2 separate regions of the Mus musculus genome follow, and region 1 is linked to region 2. The links are chromatin loops, found by intact Hi-C in ENCODE. Cell type or tissue: gastrocnemius. All regions are shown on one strand.

What was found. Hi-C counts contacts between places; a loop is a spot of excess contacts. Peaks named below come from ENCODE experiments on the same cell type or tissue, not always from the same donor. Only the 100,000 strongest peaks of a DNase experiment are listed, where the experiment ranks them.
Region 1: a loop joins it to region 2, with 4 times the contacts of the local background. A loop is called at or near these places in 11 of 42 quality-filtered maps.

The regions. Positions count from the first base shown.
Region 1 is chr16:24,897,733-24,905,732 of GRCm38, reverse strand. All of the region lies in intron 10 of Lpp (LIM domain containing preferred translocation partner in lipoma), which reads right to left. Among named protein-coding and RNA genes, the nearest start is that of Gm22672, 18 kb to the right of the region's middle. In gastrocnemius, no CTCF peak of the experiment used is centred here; no DNase peak of the experiment used is centred here; H3K27ac peaks cover 5,412 bases.
Region 2 is chr16:23,980,394-23,988,393 of GRCm38, reverse strand. The region is part of intron 1 of Bcl6 (B cell leukemia/lymphoma 6); the gene reads left to right. Gm31527 (a long non-coding RNA gene) reads right to left here and starts at 127. Exons shown (of 2, transcript XR_384770.3): 1 at 1-127. In gastrocnemius, CTCF peaks have their summits at 2,869, 4,027 (motif pointing left), 4,899 (motif pointing left), 5,934 and 1 weaker place; DNase peaks (open chromatin) are centred at 6,214, 6,912, 7,254, 7,936 and 10 more places; H3K4me3 peaks cover 8,000 bases; H3K27ac peaks cover 8,000 bases.

The DNA of each region.
Region 1 (8,000 bases), 920 kb before region 2:
AAGCTGCCAGGGATGGGCCTTAGGAAATAATGTCCCAAATTATGATCCTTTGATATGCTGTAGACTTTGAGTAGAAGAAAGAGACTGGACACTTAAAGGCCACAGTGTCCACCTCCTTCTTTCTCTCTAAAGTGCAGGTCCATCTTCTTCTGGTTAGTTTATTTGACTAAGTCCAAAAGGAAGACAACTGTCATGGGTTGCTTCCCTGGGAATCTCACTAACCAGGGAATACAAACATTATCAAAGGAATAGAGACTGGAATTGAACAGAGCCCCACAGCTGACCATAGGCTAGGCTCTATTTTTCTAAGAGTTCATTACTCTTTAGTAATTACTCTTTAGTAGCTTGTTCATCCTCTAAGAGACGGGTAAAGGAGTTTCCTTGGGTAGTCACTTTCCTGTCTTGGGCTATTCCCATGTACTTAATAAACTTCAACTTTCTCCTGGTTATCTGTCAACTCTGAGTATACTTCATGGATGCAAGTGTTACTCCTTCAGAGGGTGGGAAGAAACTTTTTCTCCTCTCTACTTAATACCATCCAGCAGCAATTGGGAACCAAGTTATTATTTCCTGAAAATATTGAATAATAAGCTGGTTTTCTAGGCCCAGGCCAAATGGTCCAATGCAGCCCATCCTGGGGTTCTCTGACGCTGGTCAGCTTTCCCGTGGCCCCAGGGCAGGGCTTGTACTTTTCTCTGATCTCTTTGCAGGGCCTGGATCTCTGGAGCTTAAGTCAGAGAGCGCTGCCTTACTTTGTTGTTTGTCTGACCCTTCTCAGTATCCCAAGTGCTCTGCTAGAACACAGCTAACTCTGCTATGCTCTACATTCCAATGCAGGAGCTGGCTTGGGCTCACTCTACGCCCCTCACAGCTGATGCCCCGTTCACTCTTTAGTTATAAAAACTTGCAATGACTTAAAATACATAAGGTTAAATGCTCCTTCCCCTCAAAGTAGAGGAGACTGTCTTCCCAACCTGCCCTGGAGTATCCTCTATAAGAATTGCAACATCCTTGATGAAACTCCAGCAGCACAATTCACAAAAATAACCTTCTTCATTCTATTATACTTTGAGCTTAATTAGTAATGCTTAATCTGCTACCTCTTAATTACATTGGCAAATTGGTGAGGTTTATTGATCCATGCATGAGGAGTTAATTCCATAAGACACTTTGACAAGAAGGACTTTATGGGTGAACACGGTGTTATGCCAGCTCCTTTGCTGAAATGGCACTGTCCAGCCAGAATCGGGGCCACTTCCTGTCAACTGCGCCAATTTCTGAACAATTTCATAGCACTCTGCACTAATTCCCTAACAATGTTTTTCTTGTTTTCTTCACAATATGATAAGAACTAGCAAGGAAAATATATACTGATGAGAAAATGTAGCAGCCATACAATACCTTCACCCCAGTGCCATTCCCGTGGTGAGCTGAAGAAAGTCAAGTTAAGAGGATGCTGGCTGAATACTTGTTAAGTGATTAGGCGGCTCCTATTACTAGGAGGGTAGAGTTGTGGTTTCCACCCCAGAACAGGACTGATAATACATTGATCAACCTATGGTCAAAAGGTTCAGCTAAATGCTGTTTGTTTCTGATTCTGTGGGTTAGTAATGCTCCTTGTGCCTGTGACCAACACACCTCATGGGGCAACCAAGGAAACGGAGGTTTGGTCTGACTCTGATTTTAGTCTGTTATAGCAAGGAACGTCTGGTGCAAGTCGGTTCTAACTGGTGGCAGGCATGTATGATAGTGAGTGCTCACATGGCAGCACCCCAGGAAGAGGAGAGAACTGGGCGGACCAATCTGTGGGCTTAACGCTTAAAGGCCCATTGCAGGTAAGTGACTGCTGCTGAGTCAGAGCCTCCCTTCTCTAAAGGCTCCATAGCCGCTGGGTATACTGTTTTGTTATGGTTAGCTTTGCTGTCGCTCTGATGCTTGTACTTGTTTTGTAGTAGCTGTTAAGAACAAACTGACTACCCCTAGGATGAGAGGTACAGCTTCCGGTACTATTCTGAATACAAGAAATTAGGTTTGGGGTTTCACAGAAAAGAGACACATAAGGAAAAACAAGCTGGCTCCCATGTCACTCTTGTCTATGTGTGAGGGAAAGAGAGCATCTACCAATGTGGGAAGTAGACAGAAAAGGATTAAGAGGTAAATGGTGTACCCAGAAGCAAAGGCAGCCACTCTGGAGGCACAGAAAGATTGCACACCCTCAACTACAGGCCAATCAGGAAGGCCCTTGAAGCAGAGGTAGGTAACAGAAATAGACTTCGAGGCTGACATGAGAGCCTTGCTGACAAAGAGAAGAAAAGGTCACATCTGATGGCAGGGGATGGTTATTTAAAGACAAGGGTGGGGCTAAGATATAGATTCTGGGATATCTGGTCTAATTGCTTTCCAAAATGGTTTTACTTCATGTCTTAATTCTGTTCTTATTAATAAAAAGAAGGTAAAAACAGAGGGAATAACAGCAGCCATCTGACCCATCCTGCAGGCAGCTTTGACCATGAAAATACTTACTTCCCTCCCAAGATACCGGAATTTCCTTCCTTCTTCCCTTTGAGCCTAAATATACTCAACTATTCTCTATTTGCTGGAGAACTACTTGCATATGTTATGCTTTACAACAGAAAACTTTTTAGGTCATTTGGCTAAATTGGAAGAATATAAATATTTACTTTCAAGAGGAATATATCTTAGAAGATTCAATTTCATTTCAACTGACCCATACCATCAACTGTATTCTTCTGAATTACTTCAGCCACCCCTGAGAGCATTAAGGGACTCAGAACATGTAATAACTGTTAAGGAAGGTGTTTACTATTTATATAAAAATACTTGGTCCAATGCAAAATATCACAAAATATATGCATTCAATACATCCAGATTGCTTTAGAGTAGTTGGTTCAGTCATGCAATGGAGACGTTTCAGGCAGATTTTCCCGTGTTAGGCACTGTTACTCCCCATATATTACATCCCCATATATTACATCCCCATATATTACATCTCTGTAAGATAAGGAAAAAGGAACCTGCTCTACAGGAATGATGGCATCATTTGGGGCTGACACGCCTTCCTCTGCAGGGAAGTGTGCTAAAGGGGTCCTGGAAGTTAACTAGCTATGAACTTTTTTTATTGGTTTTGTGAACCGGGTTATGGGAGGGAAGTGGCCTGTCACATTCAGCACATAAGAGAACTTCTGATCAAACTCCTGGTAATTTTGCTGTGTGGGGAAAATCTGTGCACTTGACCTTGAACACCACAGCTCATGTGATAGTTTTTGGGCTGGAAACTAGACAGCCTGCTTCACTCTCACGCCTTCTCTCTCAATTGTTCATGTTTATATCCAGCAATGACTGCACATAGGCTCCTGTTGCCAAGTTTTCCTGTTCCCTTCCATTTCAGAGAGTCTCAAGTTCAAGTGCACAGAGGGCAAACAAACAGGATATAAGCCAAACCCTGTGAGGAGACATTGGCATGAAGCTTGTCCCCTTCCAACCTTCATCTCTCAAAGCAATGATAGGATCACCTGCTGTGATAAACATTGAAAAAAAAAACCATAAAACCCAACAGGGGTGAGTCACATGTGACCTCTCTGCCTTTATATATTCTATTAGGATTTACATCATTAAGGAATATGCCAAGAAGCCACAAATTTTATATCACTTATAGTAAGGTTCAGCCCTATGCAGTTGTTGGTAAAAAGGACATTGAACGTTCAAGAAAACCCACATATAGTTGAAAAACTTCCCATAGTTATTTTTTAATTTTACCTAATTTTTAAAATCTGTTTTCAGCTATTCTGATCCCCTCTCATAATTCCTCCCAGCCCCTTCCTAGCTAACTACCCAGCTAACTTCATGTTAGCATTTTTTTTTCTCTCAAAAAAAATAAAAGCAAAACCTCAGGAAAAACAACAAAATGCTAAAAGTCTTGTCCAAGAAAGTTTCTGAAGGCTGCTTAATTCAGATGTTTGAGGGAGAGAGATGGGAAGAGACACAAGGGAGCCAGCAGCCTAGACCAGGGCAGAGAGAGAAGCTTCTGAGGTCAATGTTCACAGGAGGCTACTGGAAACAAGTCTCGTGGAAGAGAGGGAAGGAGAAGAAACCTGGAGTCATTTTTCATGTGAGGTCAAAGACTAGGGCATGGATCTCAGATCTTTGTATACATACAAACTACAGGCCTTCCTTGACCCTCGGCTTACAGAATGTGCTATGCTCTTGTCCTCCTGTACAGGGACTTGGGAGGGTCTAGAACGTATTTGTTTAATGAACACAGCCAGTGATTGAAAGCAGATGACCTTTGACTCATGCTGTAAAAATCAAGCTTTGAGGACCTCAAGGCCTCATATTCCCTGAGCTCTGAGACCATCGGGGTCCAGGAGTGTGCCAGAGGCTGGAAGGCAATGTGAGCTAGAGACACAAGTCAAGGAAGACCTCTTTTGAAGGCTTTGCTCATGGGCCTTGGACTCTGGCCTAGTGCAATTACCCAGTTAAAAAGAAAATTCAAGCACACACATACACATACAAACAATCAAACGCACACCTTACTGACTCTAGCTCAGCCCCCCTCTCGGAATGTTTTTTCACTGTGTGATCACGAGAGGTAAGGAGAAACTGTCATTCTATATGTTCAGAAACGGAAGCTAAAGAAACAGAGTAGATGCTGAATGGTGGCTGGTTGTAATTTGATTTTCTCCATCTTTACACTCATTTCCTTTTGTATTTTCCAACCCCAAGTGAAAGGTTATATTACTGAGGACCCAGGAGCTCATTTCAGACAGAGTTTCAAGGTAGAATTTTATAGCTTAGTCCCCCCTCCCCCCTCCAAGTCCACTCCTTTCTTTTTCTACTTATAGGAAATTTAAAGCTATGGACAATTTGTTCTGGTGGTGCAGAGCAGTTCAGAGGGCTTCGGCAGTGCAGACGTTACGCTGTAGATGGCTAACTATTGTCCTTCTGTCCATTAAGAGCTGCAAGATGAATAAGAAAGAAAACAAGGAATAAAGAGGCTCCTTTCCTATTCTCTTTCCATCCTTTATCTTTAAAGTAGGAACTTTGCTGAACCACAGCCAGCAATTCACTCAGCCTAATGAAGTGTATAAGTAATGGGATTATATTTAAATATAAATCTTAAACCATTATTGCAGTGGCCTGATGCTGACATTCATCCAAACTCTGTCAAACACTGGCTGGTGAGTTCATGCTTCATTTAAAAATAAACAAACTGGGGCAGGAAGAAGGTTCTAGCATAACATTTCAGAGGCACTGAACCTGGAAATACGAGACCCTTCATTCTGGTCAGAGCTGAAGCAAATGCTGTCCTGGTTCACGGTCCTACTGAAGTGGGCAGAGTCCAGCTTTCCCCAGGGATCACTCTGTCTCTGTAGACACATAGGCTTAGTTATTTCAAAACTCTCCTAAAGAGGGAGGGTCTCTGAAGGTACCACCAAGGCTCTTGGTTTCTATTCATGCTTCTACCATTGCCAAACATGTGAATTCAGGCAAATCAACAAACTTTCTCTGGCTGTTAGCTTTTCCAGCCATAAAACAACAGCACTGAATTAAAGTACTTCTTTAATTTTAGTTCCTTCTGGGCCTTAAATGTTCTTATTCAAATACAATAGAAATTGGTATACTTTGGGATAAGAGTTAGGGGGAAATGTTATAAATGTTATCAATAAGGACTTCCTGTTGCTCTGGTCAGTCAACTAGGAGGTATGTGCTTCAGCTTCTCTGTCAGTAAAGTACTGCCCAGTGTCCACAGGAGGACAGAGCTATATCATTAGAAAAGGTAGCCATAGATTGGACATACTGCTGATTATGAATGAGTGGCTCTAAGAGTGGCATACAAGTGTCAGGCGGGCTCCAAAGCACCCTAAATTCCGTTACACAGACACAATTTCCAGTGTTGCCTAGTTGCTCAGTTTTTCTTACGGCTTTTATGGAAGGGCTATCTCTCATGTATTCTTTAAATCTAACCTTGTAACTTTTATCTTGTCAGCTTTTTAGGCTTTGTCCTACCACTTTAGATTTAATCATGTTTTATAGTCTACCATTGTCTATAAATGTTTATATGTTCTATATTTACAGCTATGAAACCCTGCATGTAAACAACAGTGCACACTGCAAAGATGTGCATTAGAACCCCATGGGTATGACAGAAGGAAGTTTGGGGACTGTGATGAGAACAAAGAATCCAGTGCATTTCTAATAGTTTTTTGTTAAACCGGGTAACAAGTATGTGGACCTTTATATTATTTGTTATGTCTGTGTCAAAAAAATAAAACCTACATAATTGTGCAAACATATATGCATTTAGCCTTTTCTTTTCTTTTTGTTTTCATAGTCCTACTTCAAAAGTTAAAAAGCATGTTTAGAAAAATACAAATATAAGAGATGATCGTGCACATTCCTAGATTCAAGGGTAGGAAGGCTGGCCTTATTCAACTAAACTAGTTTCCTCATTTTATTTAGAGCTGGCTTTGTGCTGGGGTGGTTGCTTGTTTTTAAAAAAAGGCATGATAGGCTGGAGACGTGGCTCAGCTGTTAGGAGTATTTGCTGCTCTTGCAGAGAACTTGGGTTTGGTTCCTAAAACATAGGCTCACAAACACCTGTAAGTCCAGTTCTAGGGGATTTGATGCCCTTTTCTGACATCTACCAGCATGGTACACCCATCACGCACATGCACACGTACACACACATGCACACACACACACACACATGTATGCATGCATGCAAGCACGCACACACTCTTTAGAATAATTAAATCCTAAAAAATTTGTAACAAATTTATGAAGTATCATTTCAGTGAAACGTATCCATGGAGAGAATTACACTCATATTCTCTCCCTGCCCCAATGTGCTATATGAGTTTAAACCAAGTATTTTAAAGGCTGCTAATATTGTTCAAATATTGCACTCATCAAATAATTGAGAATATTTTACTATGTGGCATTCACTTTACCACTCCAATTTATCACGCAGCACTGAACTCAACATTTCTTTTAGGCTTTCTCCACATGTGCAGTTAGATTAGCACTCCCTCCCTGAGGCAGGCTAAGTTAGGGTCTCAGAAGGCTGAGGGTGGAGACACTGCAGGCATCATTTGTTCTTTGAAGATAGGAGAAACCCTGTTAGTGACATTTCCTCGCCTTTTCTCAGGTAGCACTTCTGACTTTCATCTACATTGGTGAGGTTGAGGGTCCCCCCCCCCCCTTGCATATTTTAGATTTACAGAAAAAGCATCTTTCCTATGAAACATGTGATTTTTTTTTTTTTTTGAGGGAAGGTCTACTGCACCCCTGGCTGGCATTGAACTCCTAATCACCCTGTCTTCACCTCCCTGGCTGTAGTTACAGGTATGTGCTAGCATACCTGGTTTATGAAGCATGGGTTTTGAAATTAAGGTTTTGTGCATGTTAGCAAGGCTACATTGAGAAAAAGTGTACTAGGATTAAAGCATTTTACTCAGAGCAAAGGAGCCTAGGTTCAGTGGAGAGAAAGGAAATGGTCTATAGTTATGCCCACACTTTTTTCACCCCCACAGTTTGTAACATTTGTCTAGATTTATTTGTACCGCATTCATTAATTCCCACCCACCTCCGACCCTTCCCCATGAGACAGGGTCTTTTCTAACCTCAGCTGGCCTTGAATTCACTGTTATAGAATATCCTAGAATTTTTTTTCAGTTACCAACAACTTGTCATGAATGGCCTGCATCCCACCCCTTCTTTAGGCAGCATCTCCTATGAGCATCAAGGTATTTTCTGTACTCTCCTTACAGTGGCTTCTGTGACTTAGACCTCCATCCACGTCCTCTGTCTGGCAGGCATTATCATCTTCCTTCCGTAGTTGAAGCAGTCTGCACAAGCAGGGTGTTTGTTTACTTAACTTTTCATTTCTCGGCTGTTATCTTGGCTAGTCAACTGCTGGATTCAGCTACAGTTCCCTTTCAGAATTTGTTTGCTTTTTCCTTTTGGACAGGGTTTCCCTA
Region 2 (8,000 bases):
CTATTTATTGATTCTAGCTGTCAGGTGTTAAAATAAATGCCGAAGATCAGCCCCACGTCTCTCCCACTGTAGGATCTAGCTTTTCGCATACGTATTCTTCTTCTTCTTCTTCTTCTTCTTCTTCTTCTTCTTTTTTTTTTTTTTTTTTTTTTTTTTTTGCTGTCTTGGAGCGCCTCGGCCGCCTCGGGGAGGCTGTGCCGCCCTGCCCGGTGTTGTTTCGGTGTTTGGAGACGCAGGGGCGCGGGGCGGCGGGCGCTGGGTTGCGCGGCCTGGGAGGGCGGACCGCGGCGGCCCCGCCGGCTTCGCGCGGCTTGGCTTGCTTTCTCTGCTCGCTTGCAAACTGCCTTCCCCGCCGCTGCCTCCCTCCCCGCTCAGTTCTCCCGGTGCCCGCGTTGGCGGCCGTCCACCGGCCCCGGCCCCGGCCCCGGCCCCGCACAGTCCCTGCCTTGCACCCGAGCCGGGAGTCAGCGGGGGGAATGCAAGCCAACTCCTCGGCTGGTTGTTTTATTTTCCCTTTTCTTTTTGGTCATAAAGCCAGATGAAGTATCGTGTCTGCAGTTTCCTTTGAGAGCCGTGATCTTCCCAAGGAGAGACAGTGTTTTGGGAAGGCTTCGCTTGCACGGGGGGCGGGGACGTTGAATACTTTGAAAATTACTCTTTCTTGGTTGGAGTCGAGGCAGTCGGGAACCCGGGTGCGCTCGGTCTGCCCAGCCCGAGGAAGGAGGCTTGAAGGCGGGACAGGGATTTTGGGGGAGGGTGGGAGAGGGGTGCGCGGTTTTTTTGTTTTTTGTTTTTTGTTTTTTTTGCACCTGCGGCGCTTTCAGCGTGCGGGACCCGGGGGGGTCTTGGCCAGCCAGCCCGGAGCTCCGGAGAGGTGGCGGGATTTCTGGCGGCCGCGGTGTTTGTATTTTGGGTGCTGCGTGACTGCGTTGGCTCTCAGCGGTAGTTCCCTCCCTTTCCTAAATTTAATTTCATTTTTCCCCCTTGGTGCAAGCTGTGTTTAAAAAAAAAAAAAAAAAAAAAAGTGGCCCTGGGTATAGCGATAGCCACTCTTCAGATTCCCAAGGTCCTTATTTTGGGAGAAGGAAGAAAAACAGAGCCCCAGCCTGCGTTCCTGATTTGCAAGATCAGGGAGGGAAGAAGGGGTACTTTGTGATTCCTGCTGGGGGACCCCGGACGGGAGGAGCGGGTGCGATAGGGAGATCTTTGTGAGTGATTTTGCAAAAACAGATTGCGAGGTTGGTTGGATTTGCAACCTGTGGCTCTCCTCAAGGGAGGGAGTAGGAATGGGGAAAAGCGGCGGCGGCGGCCCGGGGAGGGAGTGGGTTGAGAGTTGGAACCTAGGAAATGGGCTGCCTGGGGGGCAGTGGGAGCTGGAGGCCACCCCTGCCGGAAACAGTGAACGTTAAATGTCTTGAGAACTGCGGGTTGCGTTGCCTGTATAATACCGCGTTATTGGAACCCTGGCGAGAGATGGAGCTAGTGTTGCAAAAATGAGTTTTAAAGGTCCCCTATGAAAAACAACAGCACCAAACAATATTATTTTAACAGTAAAATAAATAATCTCTGTGTTGCGCTCCCTCCCATAGAAATTTAGTTTTTGTGCTAGGGGTAGTGAGAAATGACCTCAAGCCCGGCGCTGGAACTCAGAAGCAGTTACAGGGTCCTTGACAAGCATCGCACCCCACTCCCTAAGAAGTAATTTTATCTCTTTTTCCCCTTCAAACATTGTATAGTTCTCATAGGAAAATATTGCAATGCCAGTGTATATTACTATCCACAAAAAAAAGAAAAGAGCAAGGAATGGAAGGGGGGAGAGAGAGAGAAGGAGAGAGAGAGGAGAGAGAGAGAAGGAGAGAGAGAGAGAGAGGAGACTGTTTAGAAATACAGTTTGTGGCTCTGAGCTATGCCTCTGGCTTCCTCTGCAGTTCGCTGGTTTCCCTTTTTCTTTGCGAGGTGTGTGGTGTGAGTATGTGTGTGTGTGAGTGTGTGTGTGTGTGTGTGTGTGTAATAAACAACTTTAAAATAGGGGAGGGGGCAGCGTGATCCATCCAGAGACAGGTATCTATTTTGCTCACAATTTACTACCAAGTGCCTTTGGCAGGCACTTGAGCAGGACCTCATAAGCCTGCAGACCAAGTTGAAGTTCATCTGGCCCTAGTCCACATGCTATTCCTGGAGGTAGCAAACTTGAGCTCAAAGGAGTTAGGTGAAATTGTATTCTTCTTTATATACCGATTTTAATAAAAGAAGGAAAGATATTTGTCCCGGGGGGGTGGGGGGAGAGGAAATGGAGAGAAAACACCAGGAGATGGACATTTCTCTTGCTAAAATGACTGCAGTTGAGTCCTGAAGCCAAAATAGAAAGCTGTAGATGGACACCTCCCCACCCCACCCCCACTCCCCCACCCCCTAGTTTATAAATAGAAGTTTCCAGCATCCTATTTGGAAGATTTTCTTTTCTAATACTTCCAGGCATTGGATGATTTTAAAGATCTGTTGGTAGTGACAGTAAGGTTAGATGCTGTTCAAGACAACCAAGTGACTTGAGCAGAGACAACCAGGAAACGGGTATTCACTAAATACTCTCTTCCTCACCTCAGGTTTGAAGGGTTTACCAGAGTGTTTTCTTGAAAAGACTAATTTATTCTGGCCTTGGTGGTCAGGAATGGCATCCTAAATTTCTAAGTTGTCGTTTGCTGAGCCCCGAGGAGTTCCAGTTATGGGTTGAGCCATGACTAGATGTCAAAATCTTTCCTTCCCTCTGTCCCCTGCTGGGGATATCCCCCTCGGTTGTGAAAAAAAAAAAAAAAACAACCAAAAACCAAAAAACAAAAACCCAAAAACTTAAGTTTCAGGGGAGGTAGTGCGGCAGCGCCACCCCTTGGTGAGTAAAACTATTGGTAAAAGTCAAATATTTGAAAAATAATTGTGAAATAAGCCTAATGTGCTTACCCCTAACCCTGAGAGAGAGAGAGAGAGAGAGAGAGAGAGAGAGAGAGAGAGAGAGGAAACTTTTAAAATCAATACTTTGCAGTTAATCTTTCAAATAAGATAGAGACACGTTGTTTTCCAAACTAGAATGGTGTCCTACCAGGCGATGTCCTTCCCATAATTCAAGGGACACCCTTTCAGGAGTGGAGATGAGGTGGGATAGAGGTGGGGCTTATCTGCGACTTCTCTGGATTGATGTAGCTATTTTCCTCTCAGACTTGACTTCAGGTACCGCAGTAGATTGACGGTCTGACTCTGAGCTAAAGAGGAGTGTGTGTGTGTGTGTGTGTGTGTGTAAAACCGTAGAACTGAAAGTGTTGTAGTTTCCCCGGGGGCCGTGGTGGCTTGTGTCGAAGTGATGGGGGAGAGGTTTGTGGACCGCAGGGAACAGCATAGGCTGGGTTGTGAGAGACAAAGTAGCGAGGCGCGTGCCGGTTTCCTACACTGCGCAACAAGTGGGACCGCAGCAGCGACAGGCGACTCTGCATACTAGCTCTGCTGGTTAGCTTCTTTTTGCTCCTCCCAACCCTTCCTGCTTCCCGATACGGACCAGTAGCACCTCCAAAGGCCATATTCTGTTCTGTTCCGCACCCGCTTTGCTCAGTGAGTGAAAGGGCTGACCTCTGGTCCCCACTTCCTCTGTGGGTATGAACCATGGGGTTATTCCCGATTTTTGCTCCCCTCCTTCTCTCTCCCGCCCTCCCCCTCTCACTGTCTCTCTCTTTGGCACGAGTCTCTCTTAATACTTTCAGGTGTGGTTCTTTTTGAAAGAATGTGTAGCCAGCTTTGAGGAGAGGAAGAAAGGAACAAATAACCAAATAATATACGGCTCCTGACGCCGTACGGTGTTAGCTAGAGTCATGAGCATCGGAAGAACGGAATTACATCTACTCAACTAAATGTGTTCCGACTTCAGTTTTGGAAGCAACTTCCCCCCACCCCCAAGAGAGACAAAACCACGGTGGTCAGGGGTGCCGAGTGTAGAAGGCGATGCTAACAGGGTGATTCTTGAATGGACTGAGTCCGCCACCTAGTGGTAGGTCACGCTCAAGGTTTGCGCCCGAAGCGGTGTTGTCTGGATCCTGGTCAGACGCTAGGACTGAGGAGGAGAAGGGCATTGTCCAATGAAGACAGCATCCGACTTCCAATGTTTTGACGAGACAGATGAAAATCATATTCCCACGACGTCGACATACACCGTGGCTCAGCCATCAGTATCTATGTCAACTGAGAAACAGTACTTTCTTTAAGGATATTTGTGGCCTCTCCACAGAGAACTTTAGTAGCGGAAAGATTGCACCCAAACTCTCAGGAGCTTTAAGATTTAAACTTCATTGCAATTGTGGCATAGGGCCTGACAGTAAGTTTCTGAACTCCAAAGAATTCACCAAGGGAGTTCATTCCAGTCTATCTAAGAGAAGGGGAGAGCAGTTTAATCTTGGGTCACTGGAGTATCCAGTGCACATTGGAAACTGCCCCCTCCCAGTCTTAGCTTAAAGGTTTTGACAATGGACATGGAAAGGTGACAGAGGTGTGAGCAGGTGGGGCATCTCTAAGCTGTGGTGCTTGTTCTGGGAGTTGAGTGGCCAGAAACTACTTGGTCTCCTTGGGGTTGTGCACTGGCTTTCTGTAAGTTTGAACTCCGGACTCACTCTCTTTTCACCCAGTTTATTCTTTACTTAGTGGCCTGGGGAGAAATTAGCTGTGTGTGTGTGTGTGTGCGCGCGCGCGCGCGTGTCTGTAGGGGTTGTGAATAAGCAGAGCTTTATTCTTTGAGAATTTGTAGCCCATCTCCTCCGTAGGTTTTGGGGTTTTTTTTGTTTGTTTGTTTGTTTGTTTTTGTTTTTTGTTTTTCCCCTCAAAGCTCTTAACCGAGATGGCCCGGTTGCACCGACGCACTGGCGGCCTCTAGTGGCGTCCTCATCGCAGAGACACAGCTGTCTCCCCCGCCCCCTCCCCCCAACCCCCCGCCGGGGCCGGGAGGAATCCAGTTCATCTTCTATCACTGCGGGAGTTGTCCCAGGCCGCCGCGGAGAAATGCGCCTCTGTTCGGGTTGGAAACGAATCTGGGGACGTGTCTGAAGCGCGGTCAAGTTTGACTCATCGCTTTCCAAGGACAGTTAGTGCCTTCCATCTTCATTAACGTGAATAAAGACCTTAGCTGACTTCTGTCTAGATCGAATTTAAAAAAGCATTGTTTGCTTGGGGAGATGATGCCTCTCTTTCCTGCCCCACAGTACCCCGCCCACCCCAACGCCGATCTCAGTCCGGTCAGGATGAGGGAAGAGATCTCTTCTGAAGGACATGGTTTGCTGGCATTGTCAGCAGACCTTCTGGAGGCTGTCTCGACCAGGCTCGTGGGGAGCGTCCCTTCAGCTCTTCAGCTCTTGATGATAAAACACATCCCTTTATTTTATTGCATTTCCTCGAAGCTTGTAGGCTAGCAAGAGCTCTGAGGCAGGACACGTAACAGAAATGAAAGTCAGGACACAAAGTCCTCTGGTTAGCTCACGCAGCTGCGGATCCATCGCACTATCAACTTCTCTTTTTATCTCTGTGTCATTCCCGCCCAGAGGCAAGAGCAACAATATTGTCCTTCCCTACCTCCAGAACAGAAGCAACACTTTGACTCTACCCATTTTCGCCAGAAGAGGCTGGCTAGACCTGAGCACCCTGTTGGGAAAGAGCGCTCCTGCTGGAGCTCAGGGGCATGTTTCAACGCGTCATCCCTACCCTCCTCCCGCCTTCAAACTCCTTGGACAGTGATTTACATTTTATGAACCCTCTTTAGATTTTTCGGAGAGCTATTGAAGTTATTAGACTACCAATAACCCAACAACCATCCTGGGTAGAGAGAAGTGGAAAAGCGTTCTCCAAATCCAGACCCTGGCCAAACTAGGTCAATGGGAAGGAGGGGCGGGGCGAGCAGCCGGCTATGGTTTCAAGCCTTGATGGAGAGCTCCCTCTAGCGTTAGACAGAAGTCCAGTAAGTGAGAATGGTAACTCCTAGGATATTCATTCCTGTCCCATATAAAATTACCTTTGTCACCGTTAATTCATACCGAAGGAAAAGGAAACCACAAAACAGGGAACCAGACAGACCCCGTCTCTGGGTTGCGAATCTGATCCCGCCTCCATCACTGAAGGGATGTGCAGTGTAACGATGCTACCCGTTACTTTTAGGACTGGATGGAGGTTGTGCAGACCTCCCCAAAGGCACAAGGCTACCGAGAGCACTTAGGGGGTGGCCACACGGAGTTCATTTCTGGGAAGGCGAGGCAACCCTGCTGTGTGTCAGAGGTTTCTCTGGGGTGGGCCCTGTTACCCAGTCTCCACGGTTTCAGGAAAATAAGACACTGAATTCCGGAGCACGTCTGGCTTCAGTCTGGTAGCTCCAACTCTAAAGAAGGTTGGGCGGAAATCTCCCCTTTCTTGCCGACGTAGACTGAAGGGGTTTTCAGTTTACTTTTTTTTCCAGGTTTAGTCCTCCCCCACTCCCCACCCCTCGCGCCCCAATTCGGCCAGGTTTCTCCAAGGATGGAGACTCTTAGTCCCAGGACACAATCTTTTTGGCCTTAATTTCTTATCTACCCATTCCCTTCTAAAGCAGGGAAGGAGGTAGCAAGCGGGAAGACAGAAAGAAAACCCAAGAAATAACATCAAGACCCTAAGACAAACAATAACAAAACAAAAGCAAACGAACCCTAGCACACTCAGTTGCCAGAATAGGGCAAAATAGAAATCCTGAAGCGAGCCTCTGACTGTCTCCAGACTCTTGGACTCTGCTCTCTGCGGCTTTTAGCTTGCTGGGGGCAGGGATAGGGACAGAGTAGACTCAGGTCTGGAACCCGGAACCCCTGTAGACAGCGGATTTAGGGGAAAAGGGTGCTCTGTCCCCGGTCAGCTTTGTGCAGCCAGCGATCCGGGGCTGGGCTGTCAGGCCGCGGCTTCCTGGAAAGTTACTTCTCGTTGGAGACCGCGCTGGGCAGGAGTGTTCTGTGAAATCCTTAGAGCCGAGATCGACTACGTTCCGGGAATGAGAGGGCTGTACCATTCCCCTGGTGGCCCCCTACTTTGACAGAATAACAGGAAAAGAAAAAAAAAAAGACACACACAATGCTAGCTACGGAGGTGCAGGAAAACATTTATTTGAATGTAACCAAATTAGTTGTTACAGTCCTACCACTCGGCCCCGGCCGAAACTTCCCTGGCTTCGAAGTGGATGGGCAGCAGTGCCAGCCGATCGCCAGGGGGTGGGCGGTCCCAGGAAGACAGGTACAGCTAGGTGCGGCGAGCGAGTCTGCGCAAGCTTGCCTGGCATCAGGGCTGGGGTTTGTGCGGGTGTGTGTGAACAGGCTAGCGCGGCTGCCACTCCACTCCCCTCCCCAAAGGGAAAGAAAGGAGCATTGGCTCTAGTGCTCTTTTCCCCTCGACTCTCAGATTCTCTCTCCCTCTCTCTTTCTGTCTCTCTTCCTTCCCACTGGAAACTCCTTACTTGAAGCTGCCTTATTCAAAGCACACTAGGAAAGTGCCCCAGGGAGGGAAAGGATGCATGGATGGGTTAGTTTACGTCTCAGTTGGGGATTACTGAGGCTGGACCCGGCATTAGAGGGAAACCCATTCTGGTTCAGCTGTCCTTGCCGGTCTGACTCTCCTTGGGGTTGTTTGCATAGGACTTTATTGGAGAATTGTTTTGAGATCTTGGGCAAGAGCTTGTTTTGGGAGCCTCAGTTTCCTTTATAGTGAATCCTGGCCGTTATAAAGATGTGGTCCAATGATGAGCGGGAGAGGGAAGAGTGATTTGTCCAAGCCAGCTGAATGGGGTAGGGCTTTCCTATCTGCAGTGTCTGGAAGGAAGTAGCATTCAGCTCCAGAGTTAGCCCCCACCCTAGGGAGTTGTGGAACCTGCTGAGACCATTTGGCTGACAGAGAAGTGAATCTTTTGAGAGGGGGTGATTCCAAAGAGCAGTCTGCCCTCCTGTGTGCTTGGGCTTTGTTGATGGAGA